Linked DNA regions of Homo sapiens: all the other regions are linked to region 4. A link is a loop called in an ENCODE intact Hi-C map of the cell type or tissue named here. Cell type or tissue: GM12878. All regions are shown on one strand. Each heading gives the region's core, and the rest is flanking DNA. Links, peaks and the distances in the headings are about the cores only.

What was found. Peaks named below come from ENCODE experiments on the same cell type or tissue, not always from the same donor. Only the 100,000 strongest peaks of a DNase experiment are listed, where the experiment ranks them.
Region 1: a loop joins it to region 4, with 7 times the contacts of the local background. A loop is called at or near these places in 1 of 110 quality-filtered maps.
Region 2: it touches region 4 in a loop (5-fold over the local background); 1 of 110 quality-filtered maps calls a loop at or near these places.
Region 3: it touches region 4 in a loop (3-fold over the local background); 1 of 110 quality-filtered maps calls a loop at or near these places.

Annotation. Positions count from the first base shown.
Region 1 is chrX:108,696,698-108,704,335 of GRCh38, forward strand. COL4A5 (collagen type IV alpha 5 chain) reads left to right here. Exons shown (of 53, transcript NM_033380.3): 53 at 1-848. Among named protein-coding and RNA genes, the nearest start is that of IRS4-AS1, 36 kb to the right of the region's middle. In GM12878, for the core only: a CTCF peak has its summit at 2,856 (motif pointing right); DNase peaks (open chromatin) are centred at 2,667 and 2,844.
Region 2 is chrX:109,033,465-109,041,102 of GRCh38, forward strand. No RefSeq gene overlaps it. Among named protein-coding and RNA genes, the nearest start is that of IRS4, 300 kb to the left of the region's middle. In GM12878, for the core only: no CTCF peak of the experiment used is centred there; a DNase peak (open chromatin) is centred at 3,339.
Region 3 is chrX:109,085,350-109,092,987 of GRCh38, forward strand. No RefSeq gene overlaps it. Among named protein-coding and RNA genes, the nearest start is that of IRS4, 350 kb to the left of the region's middle. In GM12878, for the core only: no CTCF peak of the experiment used is centred there; a DNase peak (open chromatin) is centred at 4,242.
Region 4 is chrX:109,268,436-109,276,073 of GRCh38, forward strand. No RefSeq gene overlaps it. Among named protein-coding and RNA genes, the nearest start is that of GUCY2F, 210 kb to the right of the region's middle. RefSeq lists enhancers at 2,406-2,455, 2,566-2,865, 2,946-3,165. In GM12878, for the core only: no CTCF peak of the experiment used is centred there; a DNase peak (open chromatin) is centred at 2,736; H3K27ac peaks cover 1,209 bases.

The sequences.
Region 1 (7,638 bases), core at 334-5,333, 570 kb before region 4:
TCAATTAAGAGAAGAGTCACATTGAGTAAAATAAAAGACTGCAGTTTGTGGGAAGAATTATTTTTCACGGTGCTACTAATCCTGCTGTATCCCGGGTTTTTAATATAAAGGTGTTAAGCTTATTTTGCTTTGTAAGTAAAGAATGTGTATATTGTGAACAGCCTTTTAGCTCAAAATGTTGAGTCATTTACATATGACATAGCATGAATCACTCTTTACAGAAAATGTAGGAAACCCTAGAATACAGACAGCAATATTTTATATTCATGTTTATCAAAGTGAGAGGACTTATATTCCTACATCAAGTTACTACTGAGAGTAAATTTATTTTGAGTTTTATCCCGTAAGTTCTGTTTTGATTTTTTTTAAAAAACAAACCCTTTTAGTCACTTTAATCAGAATTTTAAATGTTCATGTTACATACCAAATTATAATATCTAATGGAGCAATTTGTCTTTTGCTATATTCTCCAAGATTATCTCTTAAGACCATATGCCCCCTGTTTTAATGTTTCTTACATCTTGTTTTTACTCATTTCTGACTGGACAAAGTTCTTCCAAACAATTCTGAGAAACAAAAACACACACGCAGAATTAACAATTCTTTTCCCTGTGCTTCTTATGTAAGAATCCTCCTGTGGCCTCTGCTTGTACAGAACTGGGAAACAACACTTGGTTAGTCTCTTTTAAGTTACAAAAAGCCAATTGATGTTTCTTATTCTTTTTAAATTTTAAATATTTTGTTATAAATACTCACAGGATACCTTATTTCCCTAGCTATCATCTCCTGACTTAATGTTTTTTAAACCCACCAATATAAATTTAATTAAAGATATATGTTGTAAGGATGGTCTGTTGTGTATCTCTTCAGCCTGTGTGGAAAAAACCCCTGCTCATTTACAGATAGATTACCAATCTGCACATCAACAAGTCATCTCTTCCCAGGGAATCAGTTTCTCCACGCTTTGATCACTCTGTTAGTAGATAGAAAACATAGTAATGTAAACTTTTTCCAATGAAGAAAACTACCTATTGGAAGACATTTCCAAGATAATAAATTTCTTGACAACATTGTGTTAATGGCTAAGAAAGGAAACAACTGGCTTCTATTTGGGGAAGAATTCATTAATAATGTTTAAAGCAGGTTAGTGACCTAATATTCTTAATGATTAAGAATGAACACGCATAGTTCTCTAAAATAGTCAAGGACTGGTTAAAAATAAAATATTAAAAACTTCCATAGTAAAATTTGTGTTACAGCTAAAAGATAAAACAACCAAAACAATTTTGAGTATTCTAAATCCTAATATGGACCTATGTAAAATCTAAAGCTTAGAATCTCTGGTGGTAAAACTTAGGATCCAAACAATGATAACTATCTAATTATTTTATTGATTCTGGATAGCCACCAATCGCAAATTTTAGCTCTATTTTTTCATTTAGTCCCATGCATAAAGTCAGTAATGAGTAATTGTAACTGAAAACACCATATCACAGCCCCACAGATTCTTCTACATGGTGTACACTCAAAGGTGCCCCTTCTGTTATAGTCGCAAACACTAATTCCAGAGATTTTGCTTTTTGTAGCTTTCCCTCTCATTTATAGCTGGTTGAAAGCCTTGGCCCAAAAAGAACCTCCTTTGTTTGTTTGTTTGTTTTGTTTTGTTTTGTTTTGTTTTGTTTTGTTTTGAGACAGTCTCCTCTGTCACCCAGGCTGGAGTGCAATGGCGTGATCTCGGCTCACTGCAACATCCACCTCCTGGGTTCAAGGCGATTCTCCCACCTCAGCCTCCAGACTAGCTGGAACTACAGGTGCATACCACCACGCCCGGCTAATTTTTTGTATTTTTAGTAGAGACGGGGTTTCACCATGTTGCCCAGGCTGGTCTTGAACTCCTGAACTCAAGCGATCTGCCTGCCTCGGCCTCCCAGAGTGCTGAGATTACAGGTGTGAGACACCACGCCCATCCCAGAACCTCCTAATTTTTAAATTGTTGCATGTGCAGCTAGTCTATGTGTTTCTTAAATCTCCTAACTATTCCTAGCCCTGCTTTGTTGTTTGAAGTACACAAATTCATTCCAGGACATTAATATTGTTAACCCTCTCTTGCCATGAATTATTCAAAGATTAATCTAGCTGCTCTACTAGTTACCTATGGTGAGTTTTTTGTGTTTTGTTTTGTTTTGTTTTTGTTTTTGTTTTTTTTTGCTTTTTTATCATCTGTGAAATTTCCAGAAGTACTATGGTAAGTTTTACAGTCATACACAATTAATAGCTTTCTCACATTGGCAGGAAATGAATGAACTATTCTGCTTAATCAGATAGTTTGACTACCAAATATTTATGTGTACCAAATGTGGTTTTACCAGTTAATGAATCTTTCGTGATTCAGATGTTACTTAAGGACCAAATCCTAGTATTTTATAGCTGTGTATGTGTGTGTGTGTGTGTGTGTGTGTGTGTGTGTGTGTGTGTGTACCCACACACACGTGCACATGTATCTTCAGAAAAATTGAGGTCTACATGAATAACTTCCATTATATATATATTACGTAATATATATATACACACACACACATATGGATAAGTGTATACACACACATGTGTTGTGTAAGAAAGTAGACATTCCAATTATTTTTATAGCTTATTGGCCTGATCTTTGCTATGTTGGTGTCACACTCATTGCTTCCAAAGGAGGTTGTATTGGACACCTTGTGATTGTATGATGTTTTTTCCCACCCATCCAAATTTGAACAACACTTTTTCATTCTTGTAGTGGCAATAAGGTTCTTTGCCTCAATGTCATGCCAAGCCATCAAATGCTTATTCAGAAGTTAATCACAAGAGGGCACTATTGCCTATAAAAATGAATCAGCATGTGTAATGATTTGAGCTCATTGGTGGTGGTGGTAGGGTTGTCTAAAGTCCTGTCTCTAGATTCCCTGTTTTAAGTTTCATTTATTCTTTCAGCCTCATAAAAATCATTAGCAAGTACTTGAAGAGGTGGCCTAGTTTCCCAATGTCTGCATCCAAAACGAAGAGAACAGCTTTGCTGTCAAAGATTCTCTTTTGTTTTTTTGTTTGTTTGTTTTTGAGACGGAGTTTTGCTCTTGTTGCCCAGGCTGGAGTACAATGGCACGATCTCGGCTCACTGCAACCTCTGCCTCCTGGGTTCAGCGATTCTCCTGCCTCAGCCTCCAGAGTAGCTGGGATTACAGGCATGTGCCACCACACCTGGCTAATTTTGTATTTTTAGTAGAGACGGGGTTTCTTCATGTTGGTTAGATTCTCTTCTTAAGAGCCTGATTAACAGTTGGTTCTGGTAGCACTTCCCATGCCTCTCAACACAGAAGCAAGGAGCAATCACTTTTGTTTGGCCGGAACTTCAGTTGGTTTCCTTGGCAGAGAAACTCAGTTCTCAGGCTGGACTATACAAACACCTTCATCCCTAGGCAGCTCCAAAATAAATTGAATAATATTTTAAAATCATGTCATTTCCATTTTAGAGCAGTGGTTTTAGAGTATATTCAGGGAGCTTGGAAAGTTTGTTTGGTGGAAATACTCCTAAGTTGGAATTGAATCCAGAGAGGCCTGTCTCCTGAGTTCTATATCAACAAATATTGATTGGATGCTTGTTAGCTAAGGACACCATGAAGGATAGCAATCTAAAATGAACTCAACCTCAACCAGGAGAATAAGCAGTGACCATAATATAGTAAATCCTCACTTCACGTGGTCAATATATTTTTAGAAGCTGTGACTTTAAAGGAAACGATGTCCAATATTATTCAGTTATAATGTTGATGAAGAAAAAATGGATTTGTTATATGTCGTTTAGCTTTAAAGTCAAAGTTTCCAAGAACCTATGGACGTTAACTGAGGACTTACTGTATGTATACTGGAAAAGAGGTATGCTAGTCTGTCTTTGACTACCAAATCTTACTAATTCTAGGCCAGATAATGGGGATTTTTGTAAGAGTAGCTGTCTGGAGGAAGCTGGCTCACCAACCTGTTCCCCAAAACATGGGCTAAAATCACATTTATGTAATCTTAATCATCTATTTCTCTGTTAGTGGACTGCATACCCAACACCTGACCCTACAGGATAACAAATTGCTTACATAATACCAATTTATGCCAAATATCTTCTGTTTCCCCCTCTACCATCACATTTCATCCTGCTTTCTGCCCCAGAGGGTTCCTGAGCCCTCTGGCTTCTGATTGGGTTCAACCAGTTGGAAGTCCCAGCAGAATACCAGAGGAGGGGACAAGAGTTGGGTTAGGGTATTTATTTTCATGGCTCTTTCTCTATGAGGTTACCTCAGGTTGGTTTGTGACTCTCAATTGAATGTCCCTACTGCTCTCAAGATGACTTACTATTCCTAATTATCTTCCTTTCTGGTTCTACTAACCCCTTCTCATGTTTTCAGGTCTAGGTGTGATGGGTATGGTGACAAGTCTGCTGTTGCTGTGCTGCTAGACCTGGATTCCTGAACAACCATTTGTGATTCCCCCTCCACACCATCTATATATTTCTAATTAAACTCTCCTCAGATTATCCTAATTTAAGTGTGTTGTACTTTTGTTGTTGATACTCCAACGAATACTCAACACTTCTAGTTTCCAAAATCTAGAGAAAGTGCTTTATTTCCATATGTGACAAAATGAGGGTGAATTGATAAAACTGACATGCATGATTAAGCATGCATCTTTGACTTTGAACTAAGGGATGGGCCAGCAGAAATATGACTTAACACCACTTAATCTAAGACCTAGTTTATCAAGAGTTATTGGAAGCTGTGTTCCAGGGTACTTATGGTGAAATGAGGCAAAATATGTTCCTTATGATCCTAAATTATTTATCTTTTTCCAATTAGTGTCCCACTGGATCTCTAAAGAATGCACTTTTATTTCCCCCAGGTAGTCATTTGTCTTCCTACATCTTAACTTCAAATAATTAATTTGTTAACTCATTAGCAGACTAGATTACAAGTACCAATAACTCATCTCTGAAAGCTCCAAAGAGAAACTCCCGGTAGTATTACTTCAACCAGAGGAATCTGCTAAGCCAGATATACCTGCTTGCAGTCAGTGAAAAGCCCTGAAGTGTTACTAGCTGAGAAATGAGTAATTTATTAGTGGTTTTCTAGCCTCAAGAGCATCTGTAAAAGTAAGCCTGCAGAAGTTCTTCACATCTGCTTCCCTTCTGTTCAAGGGTACCAGAGTGAATGCTTATACTAGGGATTATGGAAGACAGGTCATGTTCTAAAGCCAAAGACAGCCTGAGAATACTGTACTTGGTAATTTCAACCAGTCCCACACCGAACCTACCAAGAAGCCAACATACTCTCTCTTCAAGCAAAATAGTTTCCTGGTTGATTTTCATAGGGCCAGCAAAGTGCTTGCTGTTGCCAGTCTATCATAAGCTACAATGGTAACCCCCGATGTCAGATCCTTGTGTCTCTCTGACACAATAATTTGACCTTTGCTTGGGCTGCAAGGAAGGCTACCTCTAACACCTCAGTAGTAATAAGACTAACACCTTATATGTATGTAGTTCTTATTAAAATATCATCCTTTACACATTTCATCTGAGTCTCAACAACTCTGATGTACTCAAGCAGTGCAAGGATTAGTCTCCAATATACAGATGTGGAAGCTGAGCCTTGGAATGGTTAACTGACCCCAAAAGTCACAAGTTACTAAGTTCTTTTCACTCCAAATCTAATCGTCACTTTTGAGCCATGAAGATGCCTATATCTAAAATCTTATAATCCTGTGTGGTAGACATTCATAGCAATATATATAGAGGTCTCTGCCTCATGAGAAGTGATAGGCTGTATGTTTTGGAAGTCTTGGTTCCCAGGTAAGGATGAATGCTTTCCTAGCACCTTTGCAGCACCTGAAACCCCTTGGAATTAACCTTTAGGCACAGGGGGCTTATAGTTAATCCATTGTACCTCAGGATACTCTGTCTGGTCTAAGCCTCTATAGCTAAAGAAAACTTTATGGGTGTGGCCTGGTGCCCTCATGTGAACTTCCTCAGGGCTTTTGAATCCAGATGAACTCCTGGAATTTAAATGCCCTGGCCTGCAGCCTCGTCAATGCTATTAGTGTCTAAGGAAGGGCCAGTTTTGTAAATCTGAGACCATCCTACTAATTTTATTATCTATTATAGACAATGCAGAAAGGACTCCATGGAGGGGAAAATTTCTTTAGCTCCAACAGTAAAGTTCGTTATATTTTGTTTACACTTAATATACATAAACTTATAGAAGCAATTTGAGTTTGCTAGCTGTAACCTCCATTGGTCACATTTTACATGCAGAAGTTTCCCTTATTTGACTCCCTTTAGCGGAAATTTACACTAGGAATCATATGAGCAAACATAAAGCCAGCTGGGCCAAGCAGTATGTGGCTATTTATCAGATTAGAGAGGCAGGAAAGGTTAAAGACAAGTTAGAGAACATGTGGGCTAAAATAGGGCTCTGCATAGCTTATTGTAATCAGAAATAAGCCTGGCTTTGAGGTTACTGGGTTTAAGTATGTTATTAAGTTGACTATGTACTTTCAGATGTGGAAATTGTTGCCCACCTTAAGGCCAGCAACAGCACAGAAAACTACTCCCCATGGAGTGTAAAGTGATAACAACCTGAAGCCATTTTTACAAACACTTCCTTCTCCTACTCAGAAAGCAGCATTTTCTTTTATTCTCTGAGCAGGCAGAAGCACCCATGGGTGCATGAAAGTGTGCTAGTGCTTTTCTTCTTGCAGCTCTGTTTTTCCTTCATCTATTTTGAAAATTTGCTTTTAGGTGCATAAATATTTATGATTGTTATATCCCCTTGATAAAATGATCTCTTTATTATTATTATAATGGTAATATAGTAAAGAAAATGTTAATATTATTTGCTCTGAAAACTACATTGATAGCAATATTGCCATCCAGCTTTCCTTGTGTTAGTGTTAACATATTTTTTCATTATTTTACTTTTAACCTAGTTCTGTCTTTCTATTTGAAGCGCATTTCCTGAGGGTCACATAGTTGGATCCTACTTTTTAATACAATATGACAATTTTTACTTTTTAATGGACTGCACTTAATGTGCTTATTGATATGGTTAAGTTCAACTCTGTTATCTTATTTGTTTTCTATTTGCCTCATTCGTAATGTGTTCACTTTTTATGCTTTGTTTTGGATTAATTGAATATTTTTTCTGATTCCCTTTTATCTCCTTTGTGGATATTAACTGTAACATTTTGTTTGGTTAATTTAGTGGCTGCTTTAGTTTTTATGGCACACATTTTTAACTTATCACAGTCTATATTCAAGTCACATAATACCACTTCATGTATGCTATAAGAATGTTACAATAGTATACTTTCAATTCTCCCCTCTTGATCTTCGCACCACTATTTTCATACACTATGTTTATTATGTTATAAATACCACACTACATTGCTGTTATTTTTGTTTAAACAGTATATTCTCTTTTATATTAGACATAATTCATATACAATAAAATTCACCCTGTTAAAGGGTACAGTGTAATGGTTTCTAGTATATTCACAAAATTTTTCAACCATCAATCCTGTCTAATTCCAGAACATTTTCATCACCCTGAAAATAATCCCATG
Region 2 (7,638 bases), core at 1,290-6,289, 230 kb before region 4:
TTCCTTTCTGCTGTAGCAGTATGGCACTGAGTTCAATGACTCGCAATTGTTGTGTTCTCCCTCCCCCAGTGCCCAGAGATGTTCTCCACACAATGCTGTAGCTTGTGGGTATGGGGGATGGGTGGCATTGGCTATTCAGGACTGTTTTTTTTGGTCTCTTCAGTGGCCCTTTCAATCACATGAAGTTAGAACTAGGTATTTTAAGTCCTCACCTGATTTTTGGCTCTTACAAAGGCATCTTTTTCTGTGTAGTTCGGTATTAACTTGGTGTCCTTGTGAGGGGGATGATCAGTGGAGCTTTATATTTTTCCATCTTGTTCCACATCACTTCCATCTACAATAATTTTTAACATACACACAATATAAAAATACATGAAATTTGACATAAAAAATCCAAAATACTTGTGTTGGGGAGTGAAGTAATACTGTGGATGATATTTTTGTTATACAAATTAACTATAAAAGTTAAGTTGTTATCTTAAAATAACCTGTTATAACTATAAGATGACATGTAAGCTTTATGGTAACCACAAAAAAGTCTTAGAGTACATACAGAAAAAAATTAAAGTAGAGACCAAAACATACAACTAGAGAAAAATCACTTAACCACAACGGAAGGCAGCAAAGAAGGAAGAAATAAACAAAGGATCTACAAAGCAATTAGAAAACAATTAATAAAATGGCAGAAATAAGTTCTTACCTATTAATAATTACCCTGAATATAATAGATTAAACTCTGCAATCAAAATATGTAGAGTGGCTGAATGAATAAATAAGACCCAATGACATGCTACCTACAAGACATTCATATTACCTGTAAAGACACACTTAAAGTGAATGGACAGCAAAATACATTCCATGCAAATAGAAACCAAAAGGACACAAGAATAGCTAAACTTATATAAAATAATTGTAAGAAAAGACAATAAAAGTCATTACAGAATGATAACGGTGTTCCTTCAGCAAGAAGATATGAAAATATATAAATATATATGCACCCAACATCAAAAAACCTAAATATATAAAGCAAATATTATTGTGTTGGAAGGGAGAGATAGACAGAGATATAATAATAGTAGGGAACTTCAACACCCCACTTTCAATAATAGAATGATCATCCAGACAGAACATCAATAAGATAAATGAAATAAGACAGGGTCCAGTGATATACCCACATATAGATATTAAATAAAATTACCAAGGAAATTCAATGGAAAATGGACAGTCTTTTCAACAAGTGGTGCTAGAACAACTGGATATACATAAGGAAAACTATCATTTACATTTCAGCCAGGATTTCAAATTAATTCACATAAAGTTATATGTAGTATTGTTTTATAATTTCATAACTTCATCTGGATTTGCAGTTTTTCTTTTGATTTGTGATTTACTTATTTATACCTTCTCTTTTACTTTCCTTGACCATGCATATTGAAATTTAGTTTCATTTAGAATTTAATAAATGGTGCTGGGAAAACTGGCTAGCCATATGTAGAAAGCTGAAACTGGATCCCTTCCTTACACCTTATACAAAAATCAATTCAAGATGGATTAAAGACTTAAACGTTAGACCTAAAACCATAAAAACCCTAGAAGAAAACCTAGGCATTACCATTCAGGACACAGGCATGGGCAAGGACTTCATGTCTAAAACACCAAAAGCAATGGCAACAAAAGCCAAAATTGACAAATGGGATCTAATTAAACTAAAGAGCTTCTGCACAGCAAAAGAAATGACCATCAGAGTGAACAGGCAACCTACAGAATGGGAGAAAATTTTTGCAACCTACTCATCTGACAAAGGGCTAATATCCAGAATCTACAATGAACTCAAACAAATTTACAAGAAAAAAACAAACAACCCCATCAAAAAGTGGGGGAAGGACATGAACAGACACTTCTCAAAAGAAGACATTTATGCAGCCAAAAAACACATGAAAATCACCATCACTGGCCATCAGAGAAATGCAAATCAAAACCACAGTGAGATACCATCTCACACCAGTTAGAATGGCAATCATTAAAAAGTCAGGAAACAACAGGTGCTGGAGAGGATGTGGAGAAATAGGAACACTTTTACACTGTTGGTGGGACTGTAAACTAGTTCAACCATTGTGGAAGTCAGTGTGGCGATTCCTCAGGGATCTAGAACTAGAAATACCATTTGACCCAGCCATCCCATTACTGGGTATATACCCAAAGGACTATAAATCATGCTGCTATAAAGACACATGCACACGTATGTTTATTGCAGCATTATTCACAATAGCAAAGACTTGGAACTAACCCAAATGTCCAACAATGATAGACTGGATTAAGAAAATGTGGCACATATACACCATGGAATACTATGCAGCCATAAAAAATGATGAGTTCATGTCCTTTGTAGGGACATGGATGAAATTGGAAATCATCATTCTCAGTAAACTATCGCAAGAACAAAAAACCAAACACCGCATATTCTCACTCATAGGTGGGAATTGAACAATGAGAACACGTGGACACAGGAAGGGGAACATCACACTCTGGGGACTGTTGTGGGGTGGGGGTAAGGGGGGAGGGATAGCATTGGGAGATATACCTAACGCTAGATGACGAGTTAGTGGGTGCAGCGCACCAGCATGGCACATGTATACATATGTAACTAACCTGCACATTGTGCACATGTACCCTAAAACTTAAAGTATAATAAAAAGTATAATAATAAATAAATTAATTTAAAAAAAGAATTTTTATAGCTATATTGTCGAGTGTGTAGAAAGCTTTTGATAACAGCATATGAAGATTCTGAAAAAAGCAATTCACAGGGCACAGAAGAAAGCACAATAGAGTGGATAAGTAAAAATATTTAGAGAGACGAATGTTCCCTAAAGATAGAGAGGATCACTTCAGATTAGTCAGGGGGCTTGCAATATAAAAATAAAGGAAAGAGTGAGTCAAGGTTTTGAGAACAAGGTAAAGTCCTGAAGTCTGTGGAAAATTACTGATTCACATAACTCAGGGGCAAGGAAGATACAGGGCCACAAATGGCCGGGTTCTGTTTCTCATGGAGCAGAGAACAGTGAAGAACATGAGCTGCTTAGAAGGCCAGGTGAAACAGGTATCAGATTATGGGGTTAGAAAGCCTGATAGTGAATAAACTTGGGGGCAGGGAGAAGTAGGGAGGTGCAAGAAGAAGCATGTAGGAAATGAAGATTTTGTCAGTGTTCCCTTACAATATGGAAAGTAGTTGATATGGCAAGAAGCTTGTAAGTTTGCCACAGCCAGAAGGAAATCAGTGACTAAGAGATGTCAGATAATAATTTAAAAATTAACATTTAGTGAATAATTGACATTGTTTCAAGTGTTCCACACATATGACTCATTTTATCTTTAGAGCAACTCTACAGTTATGGTCTCTTTCCTATAAATGAGTAAGATGAGTCTTAGATTGAGTAATTTACCCACGGTTACCCATTTAGTAAAATGACAGAGCTGGGATTTGAGCGTGTTAGACACTAACTTTGTGTCTATTTTACCCTATAGTCCATATGCTATACACAGGGGTGTTTCTCCTTCTTTGCCTTTTTTTTAAATCCTCTTATCTGCTCATTTTTTCTCTTGTAATTCAATAGAAAATGTCTTACATATTTTGTTAAATCCAGAGGGTATGAAGGAAGCAAAGAACTCTTCACACAGCTACTGATTTTGGTAAATATTTCTGGTATTCGTGTCTCTGCAATTTATGGAGGGAATTCCCAATCTGCCATTTTATTTGTTCTGCCCAGACCCCATAAAGCCTCAATAAATGGGCAGTAAGAATGTGTGCCAGTGGGTGGCAAGAGTCAATGATTAAAAAAAGGGCCATATAGGCCTATTGTAGTTCTGAACAATTCCTGATTTCTGATTCTTTACTATGGATTTATAAAGGTTGTTGTGTAGTGAATTTTATTTAGAAGTCTTTGGTAATATAAAATGAGTTAAAAATCCTTTTGGAATTAACCTCATTGGAATATGTTTTCAGCAAGTTACGATTCTTGCACAGGAAATTTCTCATTGCATTCTCATTCATCAAAATACAGAATTTTCATTTCAAGTAGTTACTACTGCAGGCACAGAAAGGAGGTATGCAGCTGGAGAGTCAGACCTTTAGTGTCTGTGAGCAAAAGCCCAGTATTATAGTCAGAACATGGTATCCATGGTAACTAAACCAGTAGCTTTTTAACTTTTGAACCTATCAAAATTATTTCTTTAGTTTTCTTTCAATTTCCCCCTCTCCTTTTTTGGTCTATAGTCATAATCATTGTTGATTCATACAGCATTTTTTTTTTTTTTTGAGACGGAGTCTCACTCTATCGCCCAGGCTGGAGTGCAGTGGCGCGATCTCGGCTCACTGCAAGCTCCGCCTCCCGGGTTCATGCCACTCTCCTGCCTCAGCCTCCTGAGTAGATGGGACTACAGGCGCCCGCCACGACACCCGGCTAATTTTTTGTATTTTTAGTAGAGACAGGGTTTCACCGTGTTAGCCAGGATGGTCTCGATCTCCTGACCTTGTGATCCGCCTGTCTCGACCTCCCAAAGTGCATTATTTTGTTATTATACAATAAAAACATTGAATGATTATATTAGATTGGCGTTAGTATTTCTTATCAAGGGCAAATACATAAATCTTCATTAATCCAGACTCTTGTAATTAATAATCTTTGAGAATTGCAATAAGGTAGGGCTGGGCTAAAGTTATGTAGTAGCTAAAGAAAAAAAGGTTTTCCAAGAAATGATTGGAGGTGCACTTTTAAAAGTGTATTCATATACATGTAAATAATTGTTAGACTCACTGCAGCAAAGCCTTGATTTCTTGGACTGTTCAGGGATGGGAGGTTGTAGTTGATTTACTTTCCTGGTTAACTGAAAGTTAGGCAGAAAACAATTATATGTTCAATCCATGTTACAAATTCCTCTGAAAGGTGCTAGTTTGCTTTCCAGCTTTAGAAATAGAGTCTACTGAAGATAACTGGCTCTTTCTTCGATGCCAGAAGATCCCTGCAGACCCTGAGGCTCATGACTCTGAAAGTCAGTGAGCTTTGTTTGGAACCACATATGTAGCTGCCGAGATGGAGGATGTAGAAGAGAGGGTTCGGTGTGTGCTGATGCCAAAACATACTCTGAAAGTTTCTTTCATTTTGAAAACAAGTCCCTGATACCAGATTTTTTACCTGAGGCAAAAGGTTGTTTATGTTGAGAAAGCACAGTACTCCAGCTAATAGCACAGGCTCTGGAGTCAGCCTATCTGGACTCTACTTCTTACTACGTGTATAATTTTGAGGAAAGTACCTAATTTTTGGAAGTCACAGGTTTCCTCATCAGTAAAATGGGTATAATCATTGAATCTACTTCATAAGGTAATTGTGAGAAATAAATGTGACAAAAAATGTAAATGCTTACAACAAAGTCTGCCTGGTACATAGGAAGTACTCAACAAACTTTAGCTATTGTTATTTCCCCGAGAGATGGAGTGCCAATGGGGAATCTGTTTCATTGAAAAACTCTCATAGCTGGGTTAAGGGTAATTGCAGTTGTACTAAACATCCATTCTGAACTCTTTGTGGAAAACAGATACTTTCCTAAGCAAAATTTTGTTAACATAGTTGAAGTAACTGTCTTAATAAAGGTACATATCTTTAAAAATGGGTTTTTCAGATTTTCCACTATTTTAGCCTAGCCCTGCCTCCAGTGACTCACAACAGTATAGTGAGACTATATTGGGCATTGATTTAGCAGTCTCTATATGTGCCTTCAAATGTGTGCCAACACTAAAAACAATTCAAAAAGGAAATAGGTAGTTTTTTATTCTCTTTGTCTAATTTCTGCTTTTCAATGGTTAAAAGATGCCCTCAATTTTATATGTTTTTTTTTTCTTCTTCTCAGATAGCTCTAGTTGTTTTTGCATTTGGCTTTTTGCCTTTCTATCACCTGAGGTGCATGCTCATTTCCTTAGAAATATATTTCCTATATGTTTGAATTATTTAAATAAAATAAATCTAACCATACATATTAATATGGTCATTTTGCACTTCCACAATTGTGCTAAAATGTAAATCTATTGGAGAAGGTGGAAAAGTTATTAAAATTTATTTTAGTTTGGAGAATGCAAAGCCTTGACAGAGAATTCTAGCTTTGAAACACTAATATTTGGGAGGATTTGTAGCTCATTCTGTTCTAATCTACCTTTAGGTAGAGTTTCTATGGAATCAGACTAACTCATTTACCCTCACTCTTTCACACTTAACTACTAATCCAGTCTCTCACCTCTGCAAGTCCAAACCCCACCCTAGTCCCACTGGCTATGGATCACCTACCACCTATGGGTTTCCTTACTCTTTCTCCCACATTTTCCTTCTGGGCTTAAGTGATTTTTAGAGGGCTTAGAAAATGTGCGTTTTTCTGGATGCGTCCCTTTGTCCCTTTGTTTCTGCCTGAGAGTGTGTGCGTATCTCTGTAGCTGCTGAGGCCTCTGTTTACCATTGTGTACACACAAGTAGGGGACGTGTGTGTCTTCCATTGAAGAATAGGTGTTTGTGTATAATAGGCTGCCTATACTCTGTAAATGGTCCTTAGACAGGAGTATAAGAACATCCTTAATCCCTGTGGCCTTCCTTCTCAGAGCTACCTCAAATTTTCTGGCAGGATTCCCACATAAGGAGGCCCTGTCTCTGGGAGAGGCATGCAGAGGCTTGGGTTTTCCCATTCCTTTCTCCCTTTTTGTCTGTTTTGAGAACAGTGACCTCTGGTAACTCACCCTTTAACTCCCCCTTTCTCTACCCGTTTCCCGCCTCCTCCTGGAGGGCTGTGCCAGAATCTCCCCAGCAACATCTAAAGAGAAAAGGGGTGGGGCAAGCAGGGGAGGGGGACACAACCAATCGTTGGTTTGGGAAAAATATACAAGTTAATGAAATGTTGGCTCAGATATTGTTCCTGGATCTGTGGATGAATGTGAGTCTTCTATGTACTAAATGGACAGATTAGCAGTATCAAGCAATAGCATATTGATAAGAGGCCTTTTGATTAAGAAGGAAAAATGCTACCAAACTTAAAGCATGCTTTAAACATTTAGGAGTGCCAAGTTTGATTACACTGCAATCTCTCCCAAGGCCTTGTTAAAATTGAACAGAAAACGGATTCCTCCAACAAGCAGACTTACCTCTCAGTAGCCTGCTATGAATTCTAATCACCCTGTGGAATCACTGAAAATTCTTCCAACACAGACCTTTCTCTTAGTCATTTAATTGAGAAGATGGATATCTGGATTCTAGTCCCATTTCTGCCATTGACCAATTGTGTCACCTGAGACATATTGCTTAATATCTCTGTCTTACCTTCTCTGCCTATAAAGGAAAACTCACTCTGCTTACACCTTCCACATAAGTTCACATAATATGTGTTAGATATGGAGGAAAATGTGTGATTTACTTTGGGTGGAATATTTAGACCTTATGAGGATACCACTTAGCAAATCTGGAAGAGTTATTTCTCAAATAATTGGTCCCTAGTGACTTGGCATAGTGAAAGGGCCTTAAACATATCAGGAAATATAATATAATATAATATAATATAATATATAATAAATAATAATAAATAAATAAATATAATATAATATAATAT
Region 3 (7,638 bases), core at 1,546-6,545, 180 kb before region 4:
GGCCATAACTTTCAATAATATGTTGAATAGGAGTGGTGAGAGAGGGCCTCTTTTTCTTGTTCAGGTTTTCGAAGGAAATGCTTCCAGCTTTTGCCCATTCAGTATGATATTGACTGTGGGTTTGTCATAAATAGCTCTTATTATTTTGAGATGTGTTCCATCAATACCTAGTTTATTGAGAGTTTTTAGCATGAAGTGCTGTTGAATTTTAGTGAAGGCCTTTCTGCATCTATTGAGAAAATCATGTGGTTTTTGTCATTGGTTCTGTATGTGATGGATAACTGTATGTGATGTTAAACCAGCCTTGCATCCCAGGGGATGAAGGCAACTGATCTTGTTATGTAAGATTTCTGATGTGCTCCTTGATTTGGTTTGCCAATATTTTATTGAGGATTTTCACATGGATGTTCATCAGGGATATTGGCCTGAAATTTTCTTTTTTTGTTGTGTCTCTGCCAGGTTGTGCTGTCAGGATGATGCTGAACTCATAAAATGAGTTAGGGGGGATTCCCTCTTTTTCTATTGTTTGGAATAGTTTCAGAAGGAATGGTACCAGCTCCTCTTTGTACCTCTGGTAGAATTCGGCTGTGAATCCTTCTGGTCCTGGGGTTTTTTTGGTTGGTAGACTATTAGTTACTGCCTCAATTTCAAAAATGTGTTATTGATCTATTCAGGGATTCAACTTCTTCCTGGTTTATTCTTGGGAGGGTGTATGTGTTCAGGAATTTATCCATTTCTTCTAGATTTTCTAGTTTATTTGTGTAGAGCTATTTCTAGTATTCTCCAATGGTAGTAGGTATTTCTGTGTGATCAATGCTGATATTTCCTTTATCATTTTTTTATTGTGAGTATTTGATTCTTCTCTGTTTTCTTCTTTATTAGTCTGGCTATCAATCTATTTTGTTAATGTTTTCAAAAAACCGGCTCCTGTATTCTTTGATTTTTGAAGGTTTTTTCATGTCTCTATCTCCTTCAGTTCTGCTGTGATCTTAGTTATTTCTTGCCTTCTGCTAGCTTTTGAATTTGTTTGCTCTTGCTTCTCTAGTTATTTAATTGTGATGTTGGATGTCAATTTTTGATCTTACTGCTTTCTCCTGTGGGCATTTAGTGCTGTAAATTTCTCTCTACACTGCTTTAGCTGTGTCCCAGAGATTCTGGTACATTGTACCTTTGTTCTCATTGGTTTTAAAGAATTTATTTATTTGCACCTTCATTTTGTTATTTACCTAATAGTCATTCAGGAGCAGGTTGCTCAGTTTCCATGTAGTTGTGGGTTTTGAGTGAGTTTATTAATTCTGAGTTCTAATTTGATTGCACCGTGGTTTGAGTGACTGTTATGATTTCCATTATTTTACATTTGCTGAGGAGTGTTTTACTTCCAACTATGTGGTCAGTTTTAGAATAAGTGTGATGTAGTGCTCAGAAGAATGTATATTCTGTTGATTTGTGGTGTAGATTTCTATAGATGTCTATTAGTTCCGCTTGGTCCAGAGCTGAGTTCAAGTCCTGAATACCCTTGTTAATTTTCTCTCATTGATCTGTCTAATATTGAGAGTGGAGTGTTAAAGTCTCTCTCTATTATTGTATGGGAGTCTTAATCTCTTTTTAGGTCTTTAAGAACTTGCTATATGAATCTGGGTGCTCCTGTATTGGGTGCATATATATTTAGGATAGTTAGCTCTTCTTGTTGCATTGATCCCTTTACCATTATGTAATGCCCTTCTTTGCCTTTTTTTTTTTTAGTCTTTGTTGGTTTAAAGTCTGTTTTATCAGAGACTAGATTGCAACCCCTTCTCTTTTTATGCTTTCCATTAGCTTGGTAAATCTTCCTCCATCTCTTTATTTGAGCCTATGTGTGTCTTTGCATGTGAGATGGGTCTCCTGAATACAGCACACTGATGGATCTTGACTATTTATCCAATTTTCCCATCTGTGTCTTTTATTTGGGGGCATTTAGCCCATTTACATTTAAGGTTAATATTGTTATGTGTGAATTTGATTCTGTCATTATGATGCTAGCTGGTTATTTTGCCCATTAGTTGATGCAGTTTCTTCATAGTGTCAATGGTCTTTACAATTTGGTATGTTTTTACAGTGGCTGGTACCAGTTGTTCCTTTCCATATTTAGTGCTTTCTTCAGGAGCTCTTGTAAGGCAGGACTGGTAGTGACAAAATCTCTCAGGATTTGCTTGTCTGTAAATAATTTTATTTCTCCTTCACATATGAAGCTTATTTTGGCTGGATGTGAAATTCTGGTTTGAAAATTCTTTTCTTTAAGAGTGTTGAATATTTGCCACCACTGTTCTGGCTTGTAGGGTTTCTGCAGAGAGATTCACTCTTAGTCTGATGGACTTCCTTTTGTGGGTAACCTGAACTTTCTCTCTGGCTGCCCTTAACATTTTTTTCTTCATTTCAACCTTGGTGAATCTGATGATTACGTGTCTTGTGGTTGCTTTTCTCAAGGAGTATCTTTGTAGTGTTCTCTGTATTTCCTGAATTTGAATGTTGGCCTGTTAGGTTTGCTAGGATAGGGAAGTTCTCCTGGACAATATCCTGAAGAGTGTTTTCCAACTTGGTTCCATTCTTCCTGTCACTTTCAGGTACACCAATCAAACATAGATTTGGTCTTTTCACATAGTCCCATATTTTTTGGAGGCTTTGTTCATTGCTTTTCACTCTTTTTTCTCTAATCTTGTCTTCTCATTTTATTTCATTGAGTTGCTCTTCAATCTCTGCTGTGTTTTTAAGCTCCATCAGGTCATTTATGTTCTTCTCTAAACTGGTTATTCTAGTTAGCAATTCCTCTTACCTTTCCTCAAGGCTCTTAGCTTCCTTGCATTGGGTTGCATCATGCTCCTTTAGCTCAGAGGAGTTTGTTATTGCCCACCTTCTGAAACCTACTTCTGTCAATTCATCAAACTCATTCTCTGTCCAGTCTTGTTACCTTGTTGGTGAGCAGTTGTGATCTTTTGGAGGAGAAGAGGTGTTCTGGTTTTTGAAATTTTCAGGTTTTTTGCTCTCGTTTTTCCTCATCTTCATGGATTTATCTACATTTGGTCTTTGATATTGGTGACCCTCAGATGGGGTTTCTGTTTGGATGTCATTTTTGTTGTTGTTGATGCTATTTCTTTCTGTTTGTTAGTTTTCCTTCTAACAGTCATGCCCCTCTGCTGCAGGTCTGCTGGAGTTTGCTGGAGGTCCACTCCAGACCCTATTTGCCTGGGTATCACCAGTGGAGGCTACAGGACATCAAAGATTGCTGCTTGTTCCTTCCTCGGGAAGCTTCATCCCAGAGTGGTACCCACCACATGCCAGCTGGAGCTCTCTTGTATGAGATGCCTGTCGATCTTTGTTTGGAGGTGTCTCCCAGTCAGGAGGTATGGGGGTCAGGAAACAACTTGAGAAGGCAGTTTGTCCCTTAGCAGAGCTCTAGCACTGTGCTGGGAGATCTGCTACTCTCTTCAGAGCCAGCAGGCAGGAACGTTTAAGTCTGCTGATGCTGCACCTACAGCCGCCCCTTCTCCCAGGTGCTCTGTCCCAGGGAGATGGGAGTTTTATGTATAAGCCCTTGACTGGGGCTGCTGCCTTTCCTTTGGAGATTCCCTTCCTAAAGAGGAATAATCTAGAAAGGCAGTCTGGCTACAGCAGCTATGCTGAGCTGCAGTGGGCTCCACCTGGTTTGAACTTCCCAGTGGCTTTGTCTACACTGTGAGGGGAAAACTCCCTACTGAATCTACAGTAATGGTGGACAACCCTCCCCCAACCAAGCTTAAGCATCCCAGGTAGACTTCAGACTGCTGTGCTGGCAGTGAGAATTTCAAGCCAGTGGATCTTAGCTTGCTGGGCTCCATGGGGGTGGGATCCATTAAGCAAGACCACTCGACTCCCTGGCTTCAGCCCTTTTTACAAGGGAGTGAAATGTTCTGTCTGGCTGGCATTCCACTCACCACTGGCATATAAAAAACAACTCCTGCAGCTAGCTCAGTGTCTGCCCAAATGGCCGCCCAGTTTTGTGCTTGAATCCCAGGACTCTGGTGGTGTAGGCACCTGAGGGAATCTCCTGGTCTGTGGGTTGCAAAGACCATGGGAAAAGTGTTGTATCTGGGCTGGAGTGCACCGTTCCTCATAGTACAGTCCCTCAGGGCTTCCCTTGGCTACGGGAGGGAGTTTCCTGACCCCTTGCACTTCACAGGTGAGACAACACCCCACTCTGCTTCAGCTCACCATCTGTGGTCTGCATGCACTGTCTGTCCAGTCCCAGTGAGATGAGTCAGGTACTTCAGCCGGAAATGCAGAAATTACCTGTATTCTGTGTTGATCTCAATGGGAGCTTCAGACCGGAGCTGTTCCTATCCAGCCATCTTGCCAGCCAGCAGCTTTGCCCACTTTTTAATGAGGTTGTTTGTTTTTTACTTGTTAATTTATGTTCATTATATGTTCTGGATATTACATCTTCGTTGGATGCATAATTTCCAAATATTTTCTCCAATTCTGTAGATTTTCTGTTTACTCTGTTGATAGTTCCTATTGCAATGCAGAAGCTCTTTAGTTTAATTAGGTCTTATTTGTCAAATTTTGTTTTCATTGCATTTGTTTTTGGCATCTTCATCATGAAATCTTTGCCTGTTCCTATGTCCAGAATGGTATTGCCTAGGCTCTCTTACAGGGTGTTTATAGTTTTGGGTTTTAATTGTAAGTCTTTAATCCATCTTGAGTTAATTTTTGTCTATGGTTTAAGAAAGGGGTCCAGTTTCAATCTGTATATGGCTAACCAGTTATCACAGCACCATTTATTGAATAAGGAGTCATTTCCCCATTGCTGGTTTTGGTTGACTTTGTCAAAGGTGAGATGATTGCAGGTCTGTGGCACTACTCTTTGGCTGTCTATTCTGTTCCATTGGTCTATGTGTCTGCTTCTGTACAAGTACCATGCTGTTTTGGTTACTGTAGCCTTGTAGCATAATTTGAAGTTGGTAGTATGATGCCTCCTGCTTTGTTCTTTTTCCTTAGGATTGCCTTGGGTGTTCAGGATATTTCTTGGCTCCATATGAATTTTAAGGTAACTTTTTCAAATTCATGAAAAATTTCATTGACGGTTTGATATAAATAGCATTGAATCTGTAAATTGCTTTCAGCAGTATGACCATTTTAATAACATTGATTCTTCCTATCCATAAGCCTGGAATGTTTTTCCATTTGTTTTTGTCATCTCTGATTTATTTGAGCAGTGTTTTGTAGTTCTCACTGTAGAAATTTTTCACCTCCCTGTTGTCTGTATTCCTAGCTATTTTATTCTTTTCATGGCAATTGTGAATGCAACTGTGTTTTTGATTTGGCTTTCAGTTTGGATGTTGCTGTACAGAAATGCTACTGAATTTTGTGCATTAATTTTGTACCTGAAATGTTGCTGAAGTTTATCAGCTTAAGAAGATTTTGGGAAGACACTGTAGGGTGTTCTAGGCATAGAATCATATCATCTACAGAAATAATTTGACTGCCTTTCATCTTTTGTGGAAGTCATTTATTTATTTATTTTGCCTGGTTGCTCTAGCTAGGACACTCAGTTCCATAGTGAATAAGAATGGCAAGAGTGGGCATCTGTGTCTTGTTCCAGTTTTCAAGGAGAATGCTTCCAACTTTTGCCCATTCAGTATGATGTTGACTGTGGATTTGTCATAGATGTATCATTGTTTTGAAGTATGTTCCTTTAATGCCTAGTTAGGGGTTTCTAACGTAAAGAGATGTTAAAACTTATCAAAATCCTTTTCTGCATCTATTTAAATAATCATGTGGTGTCTGTATTTAGTTCTGTTTATGTGATGAATCAAGTTTACTGATTTTTGTATGTTGAACCAAGCTTGCATCCCAGGGGTTAAGTGTGCTTGATTGTGGTGGGTTAGATATTTTATGTGCTGCTGGATAAGCTTTGCTCTACTTTGACCTCATAGAATGAGTTAGGGGGAGTTCCTAGTCCTCAATTTTTTGGGGATAGTTTCAATAGGAATACTACCAGCTCTTCTTGGTACAACATGTTGAATTCAGCTGTGAATTCATCTGGTCCTTGACTTTTTATAGTTGGTGGGGTTTTTATTACTGATTCAATTTCAGAACTAACTGTTGGTTTGTACAGGGATTCAATTTCTTCCTCGTTCATTCTTGGTAGCTTGTATGCTTCCAAGAATTTATCCATTTCTTCCAGGTTTTCTAGATTGTGTGCAAAGAGGTGTTTATCATAGTCTCTGAGGGTTTTTTGTGTTTTTGTGGGGTCAGTGGTAACATCCCTTCATCATTGTTGACTATGCTTATTTGGATTTTCTTTTTTTGCTTTATTACTCTAGCTGGTGGTCTATATATCTTGTTTACTCTTTCAAAAAACAACTCCTGGACTTATTGATGCTTTGTACATTTTTTGGTCTCAATTTCCTTCAGTTCAGCTCCAATTTTGGTTATTTCTCCTCTTATGCTATCTTTGGAGTTGGTTTCCTCTTGTTTTGCTAGTTCCTCTAGGTGTGATGTTAAGTTTTTATTTATTTTTATTTTTTATTTTTCTTTATTACACTTTAACTTTTAGGGGACATGTGCACAACGTGCAGGTTTGTTACATATGTATACATATGCCATGTTGGTGTGCTGCACCCATTAACTCGTCATTTAACATTAGGTATATCTCCTAATGCTATCCCTCCCTCCTCCCCCCATCCCACAACAACCCCCGGTGTGTGGTGTTCCCCTTCCTGTGACCATGTGTTCTCATTGTTCAATTCCCACCTATGAGTGAGAACATGCAGTGTTTGGTTTTTTGTCCTTGCGATAGTTTGCTGAGAATGATGGTTTCCAGCTTCATCCATGTCCCTACAAAGGACATGAACTCATCATTTTTTATGGTTGCATAGTGTTCCATGGTGTATATGTGCCAGATTTTCTTAATCCAGTCTATCATTGTTGGACATTTGGGTTGGTTCCAAGTTTTTGCTATTGTGAATAGTGCCACAATAAACATACGTGTGCATGTGTCTTTATAGCAGCATGATTTATAATCCTTTGGGTATATACCCAGTAATGGGATGGCTGGGTCAAATGGTATTTCTAGTTCTAGATCCCTGAGGAATGGCCACACTGACTTCCACAATGGTTGAACTAGTTTACAGTCCCACCAACAGTGTAAAAGTGTTCCTATTTCTCCACATCCTCTCCAGCACCTGTTGTTGTTTCCTGACTTTTTAATGAACACCATTCTAACTGATGTGAGATGGTATCTCATTGTGGTTTTTATTTGCATTTCTCTGATGGTCAGTGATGATAAGCATTTTTTCATGTGACTGTTGGCTGCATAAATGTCTTCTTTTGAGAAGTGTCTGTTCATATCCTTTGCCCACTTTTTGATGGGGTTGTTTTTTTTTCTTGTAAATTTGTTTGAGTTCTTTGTAGATTCTGGATATTAGCCCTTTGTCAGATGAGTAGATTGCAAAAATTTTCTCCCATTCTGTAGGTTGCCTGTTCACTCTGATGGTAGTTTCTTTTGCTGTGCAGAAACTCTTTAGTTTAATTAGATCCCATTTGTGTATTTTGGCTTTTGTTGCCATTGCTTTTGGTGTTTTAGACATGAATTCCTTGCCCATGCCTTCCTATGTCCTGAAT
Region 4 (7,638 bases), core at 817-5,816:
CCTCTCCTCCTTGAACACAGCTCTGGCAAGAGATCAAGCTGATACTGAAATAGAGCCCATTGTAGTAAGCAAAATGTGAGTCAGCTCCCTACAGACCTGGAACAGGCAGAACAACTTTGTGTGGGCACTTGTGTCTCCAATTGGTAATTCTGGGCCAGCTCTAATCTCAAAATCCCCTGAGGACTCCTGGGAGAGAGAGCTCAGGCAGTTCAGATCTCATGAGATTAGGTTCAATATACTGAGGCTACCTCCCTAAAGATGTGAGTTGATAAAGTTTGTCTGTTGAAGTGCCACTGGCCCTACTGTCTTCTTTTATATTTTTCCTCTTTTAAATCTTATAGCTCTAATCCAGTACTCACCATCACTTCCTTTCATCCTGACAAGAAGAAAAGGGAAGCCAATAATATTATTCATATTACAGTCTTGGGGACTGAATCTACTATGTTTCACAAGAGGATGTCAGGGGGTTGAAAGGGACCTTTGCTACTTACTGGCTATGTGATCTCAGGCAAAGGACTTGAGTGCTCTTTGCCTCAGTTTCCTCATCCATAAAATGGGGATACTAGGAGTACCTATGTTACTGTTAGCTATCATTGTTATTATTGTCTGTCAGTATCCTATACAGCAACCCTGCCTAGCAATTAGCTAGCTTGTGCTTTAGTGCCTGCTATGATGGGAGCACTATACCTCCTAGGACAGTTCATTTATTTGGCAGTTTTATAAATATAGAAAGAAGGAGCTGTATTTGTAGGAGAAGAATGGGTCTTTCTCAGATTTCTAGAATAAAGGTTGTCTACCACGGGTTTGTGAGGCTAGTTAACTCCTCCTGAGACCAATGCTTACCTAATTGTTATTGCTGTAGAGTATTTATAGTAATAATAATAATTCTTCTGTTGAGCATTTACCATGTGCAGGCATTGTGGTAAGTATTTTATATGCATTATCTAAACTAGTCCTTGTTATTGCTCTAATTATTATTATTTTATTAATTGGTAAAATTTAGATAGTGCCCATTATGAGCCAGGTACTTTTCTAAGTGCTTTACTAATTAAATCACATAAAAATCATAAGAAGTAGGTACTACCATTTGTTCACATTACAGATGAGAAAGCTGTGGCTCTGAGAGATTAAGTCACTTGCTCATACAGTTGGTCATACAACTGGTAAGTGGAGGAGCCAGATTTTGAGTCTAAGCAATATGGCTCCAGAAAGCACTCCTTAACTACTAAATCATACTACATTCTTTATAATGCAGCAATTCTAATATACACAGTCTCAGGGAGAGTAACAACTGCCTACATTCTCTTGTACTTACGGTTTCTGCCCCCATGCCACCCCTGCCACCATGAGGAAACTTTGCTTTACTGTTCATTTTACCTCAGATGTTCTCTTAGGGATTATTCCCATATTCCCATCTTTGCTAACGATTAATTGTGCTATGTAAGACAAATTGTTTGATGCCTTTAATTCTAAGTTTTCTCCACTGTAAAACAGAAATTATATCCACCTGGCAGTAATATTGTTATTACTCTCTGCCACAGTCCATACCAACCAGCCCAAGCCACCCCACCCACACACTACTGAGTTGGCAGCCAATAAAGCCAAATACCTGCCCTCAGGGACCCTTTCATGGCAGTCACAGTGAACCTACTCAAATTGCTGCTGCTCTAGCTCCTCATTCCCTCTGGACTGGTCCCTGTAGGTACATGCCTTCTGAACTTGGCTATGCATCCTGTGTCCATCCTCACACTGCTATCCCAGACATGATCATCTCAAGTCTTCTCATTTGTTTCTTCAGTGCTTCTCATGCAAAGGTTTGCATTCTTCCTCTGGTTCTGCCTGTTCTTGGCTGTTCCAGCTATCCCCTGCCCAGCCAAGTCCCAGACCTACCTATCAATGGGTCAACCCTGGGCTACTGCCAAGGGCCATCAGACTAAACCTCTGCTAGTACATGTTATGCAACAATATGACTTCTTTCCCTGGTTTATCTATGCTGAGTTCCCATTTAGGAGTTTCCTACATCTAGAATGCACCTTTAACCCAACAATTGGAGTAATGATTTCCATCCTTGCCATTTTTCTGCATTACTAAACACCATCCCAACCCCTGTAGATTTCAAGCACTTGGAGAGATCATTCAGATAGGAGATTCTATCCAGCTTTCTTCCAGTAAAAATAACCATTACTACTTATTAAACATTTACTATATGCCAGACACAGTGCTAAGCAGTTTACATGCATTCCTTCACTTAAACTGTCCAACAATCTTAGGTGACAAATATCATTATCCTCATTTTCCTACTGTAGAAAAAATGAGACACAGAAAGGTTGAGTGACTCACCTAAGATCACACAGCCATCATGTGGCAGAGCTGGGATCTGAATTCAGATTGTATGCTTTTAAGATTAACACCTTTAATCACTGAATACTTTTGCCTCTCAACTTACATCCACCCTACTAAGTACATGAAGACTTTGCTGAGCCTCTTTACAGTTCATGAAATTGTGAAACTCTTTGTCTTCTCTTTCCTATTAATCCTGCCCACACAGGAGGTAGGTGGCTTCCAGTATTTTGGTTAAGCCCAGCCTACTCATATCCTCCCCCATGGCCCCATGCCAACCAGAGGCTGGGGGAAGAGCAGGTGCTGAAACTTTCAGTTCCACATTGGCCAGTTTCAGGAGCTGGTGTAAGAGAAAGGTTGTGGATTAGCAAAGTACTGGTGAGAACCAGCCCTCTACCTCAAGAATGCTCCCAGGCAAGTCATAACTTCTCCCTGAGCAAATCGGGGAAGTCCCAGACCCATGCCATTATACTGGGCCAACTCACCCACATACTACATGGCAGACAGCCAAAGAAAATGAGTCCCAGCTTTCAGGGCCTCATTTGAGGTAATTGCCTTGAACCGTCTCACTTCACTCCTACTCTTGCTCTTCACTTCTTTCTCTGTTCCTTTGCACACCTGACTCCAGTCCTTCTTGGAACTGTCTCCTGTTTGTTTGTGACCCTGCTTTCACCCCTTAGGCTTGCCACACTCAGCTTTTGACCCTTAGTGCTTTCTAAGAACAGACTTGTCATCATCCCCTGGCTCTTCTTGCTCTTTAAAATTCTAACTCATTACCTTGACTAATTTAAGCTGCCACAAATGGAAATCCTACCCTGATGCTGGCCCACCTGACCAGCACTCCAGTCTTCAAGGGGGTGGGGCTTTGGGGTAATAGAGAATAAAGAAGGGAGTCAGAAAGTGATGAGGAACCAATGAGAAAGATGCCTAGCCAATGCCACCACCTAGTGTAACTGCCTCTTCCCTGGTATACTGAGTCTTAGTACCCCTTCTCTATTTTGAAACTTCTTGAGGCCCACCCATTTGTTCCACAAAATAGACATCCCCGGGGAGCTGAGAAGGCATACAGCTACCCTCTTTTCTCAGCTTTAAATTAGAACACATAAACTGACACTATGAATGTGCTTATGGCAACAACACTATGGAATTTGAATTCATGACTGCCCTAGAAAATCTTTGGTGTACCATCTCCATGCTTATATAGTATGATGGAAGAGTGCCACACATACCTGAGTCCTCAAAGAGGTACCTGCTAGCCTGACATATTGACAGTACCCTACCACATACTGCGCATTCCTTGCACTCTGGACATACTCATCTGTCTTCAGTTTATATCTGCTACACTCCCTCCTACTACAAGGTGCAAGCTATTTCCTTTTCTGGAAAGCTCTTTCTCACTCCTTAAGAATCAACTACCTCTCTTTCTCCAGAAGTTACCTCCATCATCACTTTTTAAAGGAAGTTTTCCAAGTTTCCCTCAGTTATATTACTATGTTCCTGCCCATTGGATCCATTGTAGCACTTGCTGCAATGAAAATTTTGCATTTATTTGTGTGATTCCATAAGAACAAGGGCCATGTATTGTCGTTCACTACTGTCTTCTCAGTGCTTTGCATGATCCACAACAAGTAGTTGTTTTTTGGTTTAATTGTGCAATGAATGAATGGCCTGAAATGCCCACCAACCAAGTCTTCCAAACATCTTTGTCCATATGCACAAACCACGTGGGAAGAGAAGAAGTATCCTGAAGTGCATCTGGGATGGTTCCCTTCTATCAGCAAGTTGGTGCATAGGAGTTTAGCAGATGAACAATGTGAGTTTCTAGCAAGGATGACACATGCTATGTACCTTTCTAGAGTAGAGTAATTGTGATAACTGGGACACAGAGAAATGCAACATGCCCAAGCTCATTTAGCTAGTAGATAGCAGAGCCAGGATTCAAATCTTAGTGGTCCAACTCCACTTGATTCACCTTGCTGAACCTTTGTAGTTTTCTCATCTGTAAAATGGGAGCAATGTTACCAGCTTGCAGAGTCATTACAAAAATTAAATGAGATGATGTATTGAAACCACTTGCACATATTAAGTATTCATTGTATGGTACCTATTAGTATTAGTTTCTCTGAAGATGAAGGGAAGTCAGAGAAGATGCATGCTAGGACAGAGAGGAATGCCTGCCTTTCCATAGTCTCCGCCCATCTTTGTCCCATTTCTCTCTCTCTCTTTCTTTCTCCCTCTGTCTTCCTCTCGCATCCCACCACCCAGCTATCATCTCCAGAAAGAGATGTTTTTAGGGGTTAGGAAACAAATATAGAGAATAGGTTGAAACAGAGATAAATTAGGAATAAAGGGGCTGAAAAAGACACCAGAAGGAGGAAGAAATAGAAGAGTGGCAGGAGAGAAGGGACAGCACATGTAAAATGCTTACATCTTTGCCTCTACTAAATAAAATTGTAAAAATACAGCAGCACGTGGCCTTCCCACAGGACTTTCTTTTCCTTTTTAAAAAAGAGATAAGGGAGGAGGAAGCATAAAGACATGGGCCTAGAAGGGTACTGGCTGAGAGTCAATTTGAAGTTACGTCCATCCCTGCCCTAATTCTTCTAGAAAAAGCTAGAAGGCCTAGAAAGAAAATCTCAATTTATATAGCTTTAAAACACACACACATAAACACACACACACTACCACCATCACCACCACCATTTAATGCTGTCCATTTTTGTATTTTCCAGTCATTTGTTGGTGTCAGTGTGTCTGTTAGTTGAGTGTGCCCCTGGCTCTTACAGAACAGAAGGCATAAGAGTCCAGGCAATGTGTCTTCTCCTCTGCAACCAGGTGCTTAATGTTTTCTTGGAACTGTGATGAGAGATGGATGAGGGGAACAGCTCTTCTTATGGTGGTAACCCAGGCAGCTCCCCATCCCCTGCTGGGTTTGTTTAGTTACGCCTCAGATATCAGAATACCCGGGCCTCTTAGAACACAAGGGCCCAATTGAATAGATCCCCTGGAAGTCCATGGGGCAGAACACAGCAGGACAAGTGATTCTTGGGAGATTGCTAGGCCAACTTGGCAGAATGGAGACTTGGGAAACCTCTAGTGTACATGTCCAAACCAAATTTGTGAAACACTGGCTCATCCCCAGGTCCTTTGCTGGGGCCTTTGGGGAAAGTTCTAAATGCAATCCAGTCTAGTTTAACATTTCATTATTTATAATTACAAGACATAAAAAAAGTGGAAGGAGGGACAGAAACAAGGAACACAGTTAAGGCTTGGCTAGCAACATCTTGGATACAATGTCATTAAAAGTAAAGCATGCTTCTATAAATTAATGAATACAAGCTTTTAAAACATTATTTTCAAGAAAAGAAATGTGCAAAAGAAACCATTGTAGTACTTAACATTCATAAGGTGAAAAAGATACTTGTATTAAAAAAGAAATGTGCCTTGGAAACATATGAGGGATGAGATGCTGCAGGATCTTAATCATAAACCTATGCAGAGTATTATTATAATTAACATTGTTACAATTCTATATGAAATTCCTCATTGGTGGGCACAGGGGAGAAGTTTGCATGTGATGAGCAAGGTTAATACTACTTTTCCTTATTCCTGCTTACTGTGAACTGACCACCTTTAGATTAGTAATATCCAAAGCTGTCAAACAAGTGGAATTTCCATCCTCATCGTTCTTGTCAGAAGAATAAAAATTATTCTCATGGAGAAACAGGAGTCAGAATACTTGAATTATGTTCTCACCTTCCTCTTCCTACTATAGAAGCTCAAAAACTCACTCCACCTCTCTGGATCTCAAACACACCATTGGTCATTTAGGGTTTAATGGATATTACAGATGGTGCTTGCTTTTGTTGAAATGGAATTTTCTCTCTACGTATATCAAGGCCGTAGCCCAGATACAATGTTGGTTTGGAAATTCTGAAAATCAATACAGATCTATTTTTCTAGCCTCCTCTCTAAGAAATCTGTATGGGGTGAGTGGAAACTAGACAATGGTTCTCAGAGACTGTAACTTCCTTCTCCCTTTTAATTCATTAAGCATATCTTGAGCACTTTCTCTATGTGCTGTCTTACAGGAAACTAAAGTAGCACATGTAGAATTTGGAAACCACGGAACTTTCTGAAGAACTTGCACAAGGGTCTCTTACTCTTTAATTTCATGCGCTGACTTTTACCACCTTTCTCTCTCCTCCAACCATTAGGACTCTGCTTTGTTCACAAGGTCCGACAGACTCATTGGCCCTTTCCTGCTGGTCATGCCAGATGTGAGTTTCAGCAGCAGCAGCAGAATTCTTTTGTGAAAGAAGCCAACAGAGACTAGAAGACCCAGAGTATATTTGAGTGTCAGGGAAATGTCTGACTTAAAAATCTACAGAAAAGTGTTTTCTGCCTGTTACTCCAAACTCTAGGAGGGAAAAGAAGAGACTAGAGACAGAGAGTCCTGCTCTCCACATCACTTTTCCAGGGGCCCTTCAGGTACAAAGGACAACATGGCTCCCCTAATCACCTATAATTCACAAAGAGGTGACTTCTGATGCAAAAACACCACTCCATCATTACTGCACACCAGCTAGCACATGCAATTGGGACAAAATCTGTTCGCTCTCCTCTCTCCCTCAACTCACAGCCACTCCTACCCTTCTCATACATATACAATAAAAAAGTAGATTGAGAATGTTGAGGCCCTAGTATGACTTCTTATTTCAGTTCATTCCACATAAGGGCCTGAGGTCTGAATTCCCTAAGACAGGTCTTGGGTGCTTACATTCTCTTGATCTAGTATTATTGAGAATGGGAGGAAAAGGTTAATACTAAGGAGTTGGAAGGGACTGCTGGGTAAAATGAGATTTTTTGTGTGCTTCCATTCTTTTTCGTGGGGTTCCTGTCAAAGCTGCATCCTATGATGGAGAAGTCTTTATAAACTACCAGAGGGGATTACAGAAAATAGTCTGGACACCAAGGAGAAGCATGGAAATTCTAACAGATAATTCAGAGCCATACAAATTGTTCCTTCCAACTCCACTGGCACCAGAGCCCAAGCCACTGATCAGCTACCAGGGCTCCCTGTGCAGCTCTGGAAACACACACAAAGCATATAGCTGCTTACCATTAATTGATGAGCTGATAACACTGTGTACATAGACTTTGGACCTCATATGTGACTTGATTTGTAAAAACAATATCTGCCAACAGTCTCTTGGGTCCTAAGGAACACCAGCTGGGACTAGGATGGGGCTAGAGGCAAAGCCAGATTAAAGAGTACCACTGGCATCCTCAAAACCC